Linked DNA regions of Homo sapiens: region 1 is linked to region 2. The links are chromatin contacts, found by Hi-C in ENCODE. All regions are on one chromosome and are shown on one strand. The core of a region is the stretch at or near the end of the contact, and the rest is flanking DNA. Distances in the headings are between cores, read along the strand shown.

The links. A loop is a pair of places that touch in the nucleus more often than their neighbours do. Pooled maps may share reads with other maps.
Region 1: a pooled map shows a loop between it and region 2 (11-fold over the local background). The contact joins the promoter of PDE8A here to the promoter of BTBD1 in region 2. A Hi-C loop is called at or near these places in 2 of 37 single-sample maps with no recorded cell type and 9 of 50 pooled maps.

Annotation. Positions count from the first base shown.
Region 1 is chr15:84,980,606-84,984,434 of GRCh38, reverse strand. PDE8A (phosphodiesterase 8A) reads right to left here and starts at 2,579. Exons shown (of 22, transcript NM_002605.3): 1 at 2,087-2,579. The coding sequence starts at 2,272. RefSeq lists an enhancer at 2,398-2,930 and silencers at 2,658-3,147, 3,468-3,517.
Region 2 is chr15:83,065,312-83,069,123 of GRCh38, reverse strand. It overlaps BTBD1 (BTB domain containing 1), which reads left to right and starts at 1,872. Exons shown (of 8, transcript NM_025238.4): 1 at 1,872-2,373. The coding sequence starts at 1,973. MIR4515 (microRNA 4515) reads right to left here and starts at 1,789; the gene lies at 1,709-1,789. RefSeq lists enhancers at 1,425-1,474, 1,485-1,604 and silencers at 1,665-2,144, 2,385-2,554.

The sequences.
Region 1 (3,829 bases), core at 1,330-3,829, 1.9 Mb before region 2:
GCTAAATTGCTAGCAGTTTGCCTTCTCTAACATGAATTTCCAGAGCATAGTTAATATCTTAAAATTTAAAAAGATTCATTTTCAAAGAAAAAATATTAGACTAGAAAAAATGCTGACATTTACCTCTGCTCTACTATCTGACATGCCTAAATGCAAATAACTGTAAATGAGATATCAACATGTACAGTTCATGAATAACAAGTATGGGGCTATTATTTCTGTGGTTGTGGTGTTATAATTTATAATTTGACTCCTGCTCTGGAAATACTATTATTTTGAAGTCTACATAGGAGGCTTTATGAAATCAAATTCCAATGACTGAAAAAGTTTCATCAATCAGTTAACAATTTTTTAAGAAATCAGTAAACATTTATTTAGTACCTACTATGTGTATGCCACTGGGTTAGGCACTTTAAGGATGAAAGTATTTTCTGAGCCCCCAACACAAGACAATGGTCTGCCAATACAGAAGAATGGTTGAAGTAAGTACTTAAAAACTCAGGGACCTAACGGCACTGCGATAGCACAAGAGCAAGCTGCTGCTGCACTGGGGAGGCTTACAAGACACCTAGGTGAATTTTAGGACACCCAATCCACCACAAAAAAAGCCTGTAAGACACAAAGGCCCCTCACTATAAAAGGGCTACTTTGGTAATCTGAAATTATCACATTAGTCTGCAAAATGTTAGATTTGGACTGAAAACTTGAAAGCTGTTAAAGTTTCCATATGCACCTGTGTAACACTTTTTTAAAGCCAAGTAGGCTTAACACACAGCTTAACACTGATATTAAGAGCACCTTGAGTTAGTAAGCCTAAACCATCAGAGGTTTCTTTAAAGAATCTATAGGAGAAGGAATTCAATTTCTGATAATCAGAACAAAGTTGAATTTTCACTTAGGGTATGGGAATGGTGGGGAAATCAACTGTTATGCAACACTGAAAAAGACTTTCCCCTTTCGTACAGAAAAAGTATCATGACGACTGCTAGAAATGTAAGACAGAAAGTACATCAAACTATATCCCTCAAACTTCGGAGGTTCAGCAGTTCTCAGCAAGCAAGGAAAAATCAAACAAATTTTGCAAATTACTCTTTCAAAAACTGGTCGTGATGAGAGGGATGACAGCCAACAATCTGCAGCCATGCACGAATTTTGTTGTTGTTGTCTTTTACTGGTTTAACAAAACATAAACCAACGCATGAGTTCCAGCTTTAAATTCTGAAATGAGAGAACTGGAAAGCTGCTGCTGTGTGCCTTAATGATCACGTTTTTCTTTTTCCTTTTTAACTTTCCTTTAGAAAACCTCAACAAAGACTAAGCCCAGAAACTTTGACAAAACATAAGCCAAGGCAACATGCGCTGGAGAAGACACGCAATGTAAAAAAACAAAAAACCCCAGTCACAAAATGTCCCAGTAAGTCGGCTTAATAAAAGATTAACTTTGTTCTGCTGAATGCTTCAAAAATCGCGTTTCACAGTATTTTCTAATTACATATGCTTTAAATACAGTATGTATGCTAATAAACGTGGACCTCAAATACATGTGCAATGAAGCAAAGCTGATGTTCCAGATTACATTCTAGCAGTCCCGAAGAAAATGGTAACCTGCAACTGCATGTGCAAAGCTGACAGAGGGAAAAGAGTGGTGAGGCCAGTCGCCCTTCCCTTTCTACCACAGGAAAAGAACAAAGTTCACACTGATTTAACATTGCAGGGGCGCGCCAGAATATCCTGGGGGTTTCCCTCAAACACCCGCTCTTGGAGAGGAAATTGATGCAAGCGCCTCAGTCAACTTCACATCGGGCCCCGCCGCTCCGGGAGTCGGATGTGTCCAAAAAACCGACGCCGCGACACAGGCGGCGTCCTAATCGCAACCCTAGGAAATCAGGGTCGCGGGACCTGGGTCGGTCCTTCTCTGAACGCTGCCCCGGCAAGGCGGGAGACTGGCGTCAATCAGAACCATCCAAAGCGGGACAAGAGGGCACCGAGGCCGGGTGGGGGGGACCCCGCCCGGCCCCTGCGGGAAAGTTGCTTACTGGCCGGGCCCGAGTTTCGCGGCGGCCCCAGAGTGCCCGGCGCCCCTTACCTTCTTGCCGCTGCCGTCGCGAAGCTCCGACTCCAAGAGGCCGGCGCCGCGGGTCCGGGGCAAGGCGGCCGTCTTCTGGCCCTGCGGGAGGCGCGGCCCGCCGGACGACAGCGGCGGTGCCGCGGGGCTAGGCGCGTCCTCGGCCACCAGGCGCTCGGAAATGTGGATGCTCGGGGCACAGCCCATGCTGGCGGCGGCGCCGCGGACACGCTGGCGGGTAGCCGCGATCCGGTCAGCAAACGGCCCACCCGGCGCCTCCGGGCCGCCGCGGGCGCCGTGTCATCGCCGCCTGGGCGGGCGGCGGCGAGCGCGGATCTCGCGTCAGGAAACGCGGCCGCCCCTTTTATCGCGGTGCGGGCGCTGCGGCGGCGGCGGCTGCGGTGGGAAGGGGGCGCTTAGGCGGGTGGCGTGCCGAGGCCGCCCCTCCGAACATGCCCTTCCTGAGGCAGGAGCCGACGGCCGCCTCTCACATCGCCGGGCTCGCCTCGGCCGCGCTTCCGGGGAAATAGGGGGAGGAGATTTGCGCTCTCCTTACCCAGGAGCGGCTGAGTCCACGCCGCGCGAGCCACGCTGCCCTCGCCGAGCTGCGGCACGACCCCCGGGGGAGGCGAGCTCCCGGCCGCGCCCGGCCCCGCTCCCGCCGCCGCCGCCGCCGCCTCCCCGGCTCCAGACTCCGCCTAGATGTGGACACCCACGCCGCTCCGCCCGCTGGGCCGCCGCCTCGCGGAAAAGCCCCCCCAGGCCGAGTGCCGGTGGGGTACAAGGCTAGCCTTAGACGCTCCCGCTGGCCGGGGTTTAGGCGCGGGGTCCGAGGGAAACCCCTCGGAGCGGCCGGGCCACGTCCGCCAGGGTAGGGAGGGGAGCAGCTCGGCTCCAGCGGGGCCTGGGGCCGCACCGTCGAGAAGCGCAGAAACGGCTGCGCGCACCCAGGAGTTGCTGGCGGTACGGCTCCGGCTCCGGCTCCGTGATCCGGGCCGGGTTTTGCCGGCAGCGTGCCGCGCCGAGCCCCCAGCGGTGACCTCCAGCGGGTGCTGGCGTCAATGCAAAGCAGCTGGGGCGCCCGCCACCTCCTCCGGACGCCGCCCGCAACTGAGCATGCGCGGCGACGACAGGCGGGGCGCCCGACTGGGCTACCCAGAGAAGGAAAGAGACTTGCCCAGGGACACACAGCCACCTCCGTCCCGAGGCCACCAGAAGCCCGACCGCCAAATTCGAATTCCGGCTCCGTAACTTAGCGGCTACTTGACCTCGGTGGGGTCACCAAGTGTGAGCCCTGGAGCTGTTACCCAGAAAAGAGGCCGGTGGAAAGACCTCCTTTGGGGGTAGTGAAAGTCAAACTGGGGCGCCGCGCGCCGGGTCCCGGGTGGGTGGGGCCTGGGCGTCCGCGAGAAGCCGCAGCCCACGTGCGCTCCCTCGCAGGCCAAAACCTGGCGCGCCACGCCTCGGATTACACAGGCGCCGGGGCGGCCGCAAAGCTACAGCACCGGGCAGGCTGCAGGCGCCCGTCCTCCTCTCATTTTAACCAAAGTGCTAGTCGGGCGTCCGAGACCCCAAAGGCAGAGCCAGGGGAAGGGGCGTACGCATTGCAGGCCTGGGGCCCATGAGGACCCCGGACACGCACACAGCCACTAGCTTGCTGTGTGAACTGGGCCAGTCACTTAACTTCTTGGTGGCTGGGGCTCCTCCCCCACCAGCTGGAGGGCGGTGTCTCTGGGCGTCCATCACGTATCCTGTAGCGGGCTG
Region 2 (3,812 bases), core at 623-3,122:
CATTCTTGAAGTCAGCAAGACCACGAACCCACCAGAAGGAACGAACTCTGGACACACTAAAAATACAAAAAAAAAAAAAAATCAGCAGGCTTGGTGGCAGGTGCCTGTAGTCCCAGCTACTCGGGAGGCTGAGACAGGAGAATGGCGTGAACGTGGGAGGCAGAGCTTGCAGTGAGCGGAGATCATGCCACTGCCCTCCAGCCTGGGCAACAGAGCAAGACTCCGTCTCAAAAAAAAATTTTTTTAGAGACAAGTGGAGAAACAAATATTAACTGTACATTAAATATTATACATAGGACCAGGCCTGGTGGCTCATGCCTGTAATCCCAGCACTTTGGGAGGCCGAGGCGGGTAGATCACGAGGTCAGGACTTGGAGAGGAGCCTGGCCAATATGGTGAAACCCCGTCTCTACTAAAAATACAAATAATTAGCTGGATGTGGTGACACGCACCTGTAACCCCAGCTACTCGGGAGGCTGAGGAGGAGAATCGCTTGAGCCCGGAAGGCAGACTTCATGCCATTGCACTCCAGCTTTGGCAACAGAGCGAGACTCCGTCTCAAAAAAAAAAAAATCATATATAGATGATTTGATGATATGGTTAATTTTGTTAGGTGTGATAATGGTATCATTAGTAGCATGATGTCCCTTTGTCTTTAGGAATTGCCGGCTGGCAATGGGGAAGGGGTTGTGCATCCACTATTTCAGCCCCTACTACTTTAAGTCTCTTCCCAAGCACGTTCCTCTCCCAAAGAAGTTACCATTCTAAATGCCTAACAGCTGGAAGTCCCCTCTGGTGGTTTCACAAGTGGAGTGATTTTACAGGAGAAACCCAGGTTTGGGGTTTACTATTTACTTGACGGCATTTGTAATCTGTAAGGCTCTTCCTGCAAAGAACAGGTGTTTCCAACTATACGTGCCTGGTCAAGGACTATTTCTTGGGTTTTCTACGTTCTGCTTTTGACAGCTGACTTAACTCAGGGCCTGCCTCACTGAAGGGAGAAAAAGGAAGGCCTCGGTCCCCCAATCATGATGACCGGGTTGTAAATACTGCCTGGGAAGGGATAATACAGCCTTTTCCATTGTGTGTGTGTTTTAGTTTTTAATTTTTTAAATTTCAAGCTTAGGCAGTGGTTCAGTGCAAGGACTGAAAAGCGCTACAAGAGAAGGTGGGCAAGCACGAGGGGTTTCAAATACAGGGGTGGAAGCAGTAGAAGGAAATGTCTCTTAGGCCCAGAGGACGGAACCAAAGGGTCAATTAGAAGGGAAAGGGACCTGCGGACCTGGGGAGAGGTCACTGGGGTTCTAAGCCTTCCACCTCTGCTTCCGGAATTTCCACGGGTTTCGCGGCCTTCTGGAGCGGCGACTTGGCCACGCTTGGGGTACAGGGTTGTGGGAAGTCATGTCATCCCCTCCCTCACGTGTTCCCTTGGCCATACTTTCCTGCCCCTCCACTTCCAGGCAAAACACTCCTCGGGACAGGCCTTGGGACATGTCCCAGATACACAATGGGGGCGCTGGACTTGGTGATAAGGGGCCTGCAGGAAGAAAAAGGCAGCCGTGAGAGCCGCCTGCAGATCCACGATGCATCTTAAAATTACAAATTCTCAGGCCCTACCCCAGACCTACTGAGTCAGAATACCCAGGGCACTGAGCCAGGGGGTGGGTGCCCGTAGGCCCGGCAGCACCCAGCCTGCAGAAGCTCCACCTCCGGGAGCGCTGAGCTAGGACCAGCTCCCCACGCCCCTGCCCTGGGGCTGCCGGGAGTCCAGTCCTGTTACACCTCCCGCGGCCGCGCACAGCGGCAACCCGGGCGTGCGGGGGCGCGCGCGGTCAGGGAGGGGCCTGCGGAGGCGCGAGGCCCCCGGAAGCGCCTTTCCCGGAAGGCAGGGAGGCAGCGCCGGCCTCCGGAGGCGGCCTGGGCGATGGCGGCGGAGTTTTGTCCATAACGTGGGCAACCGCGCAGCTGGAGGATGGCCTCACTCGGGCCTGCCGCAGCTGGGGAGCAGGCGTCGGGGGCTGAGGCGGAGCCGGGCCCCGCGGGGCCGCCGCCGCCGCCCTCACCGTCCTCTCTGGGGCCCCTGCTCCCCCTGCAGCGGGAACCTCTCTACAACTGGCAGGCGACCAAGGCGTCGCTGAAGGAGCGCTTCGCCTTCCTCTTCAACTCGGAGCTGCTGAGCGATGTGCGCTTCGTACTGGGCAAGGGTCGCGGCGCCGCCGCCGCTGGGGGCCCGCAGCGCATCCCCGCCCACCGCTTCGTGCTGGCGGCCGGCAGCGCCGTCTTTGACGCCATGTTCAACGGCGGCATGGCCACCACGTCGGCCGAGATCGAGCTGCCGGACGTGGAGCCCGCAGCCTTCCTGGCGCTGCTGAGGTGAGCGGCAGCGCGGGCCGGGCCGGGCCGGGCCGGGCCGGGCCGGGCCGGGCTGGGAGATCCCCGGGGCCCGGCCTACCCGGACTCCCGGATGACCTTGGGCTGGGCTCTTCTGACCCGCCCGGGGCCTCAGTTTCCTCCCGAGCCGTTGATGCTCCGGAGGGTCGAAATCGAAATCTGTGAACCAGGACGGCTCAGTCGCCAACTAAACGTTAGTGTCTTCATTAGGCAAGCGTGCGTTTTACCATTGAAAGGCGTTTCGCATTCCAATTATGGATTGTCGCTCAGACTTCAGAATTAGACAAGTGGCAAGGATAGAGGGGCAGATCAGGTTGTCCTGATTGCCCATTTGCGAAGTTTTATGTTTTTGTTTGGGGGAAGAGAGTAGTTGAAAAATCTTGCAGGACTGATGTTTTGGGGTTATTGTCACCCCCTTCCCCCCGCTTTTTTTGAGACAAGGTCTTGCTCTGTTGCCCAGGCTGGAATGCTGTAGCGCGATCATGGCTCACTGCAGCCTCGACCTCTCCGGGCTCAGGTGATGCTCCGACCTCAGCCTCCCGAGTATTTGGGACTACAGGCACGCGCCACCACGCCCGGCTAATTTTTTTTATTTTTATTTTTGGTAGAGAGAGGGTTTCACTATGTTGCCCAGGCTGGTCTCGGACTCCTGGGGTCAAGCGATCCGTCCACCTCGGCCTCCCAAAGTGCTGGGATTACAGGCGTGAACCACCGCGCCTGGCCACTTTTTTGTTTTTGTTTTTGTTTTTCATTAACGTATTAGTTGTCAAGACCCAGGAAAGTAAATACGAAAACAGACAAGTGAGGCTTTACCTGCTTTGTGTTTCTACACACAAGGTCACATTTGCTTATAAATGAATCCCTCCCTTGATGTTAGAATTTGCTTGTTGGTTATTTGAGGATAGTAGATTGACATCTAATGAAAAGGTGATTGTTTGGCATTACTAGCTTTTAATCACAGCCATCCTGTTAGGGAGGCGTAAGAATTGTTTACCCCAATTTCACAAATGGGACTGAGGCCCAGAAGAGTCAAGTATCTTGCCCAAGGTAACAAACAGCTAACTCACACTGAAGACCATGTCTGTTTCATTATACTAAGATGGTTTTAAATAGCTGCCTGAGTAGAACGTGTTGTTATTAAAATGGCAGAGTCTTGGGTAGTACTGAAGCAAAAACAGGCAGGTCAGTGGGACAGAATTAGATACAAAGGTTCACAGTTGAATCAGAAAGATGAACAAGAAAATGAATGTAAAGTTCACACAACTAGAAACAAATAATAAGATTCCATTGACGAATGGATAAAGGACAGGATAGATAACTTAGAGAAAGAAAAAATACAACTAATTAACGAATGTTTTACCTGGCTGGTAATTAGGAAGTGCAAATTAAAAGACAGTGGTATTTTTTCCTTCCATTAATCC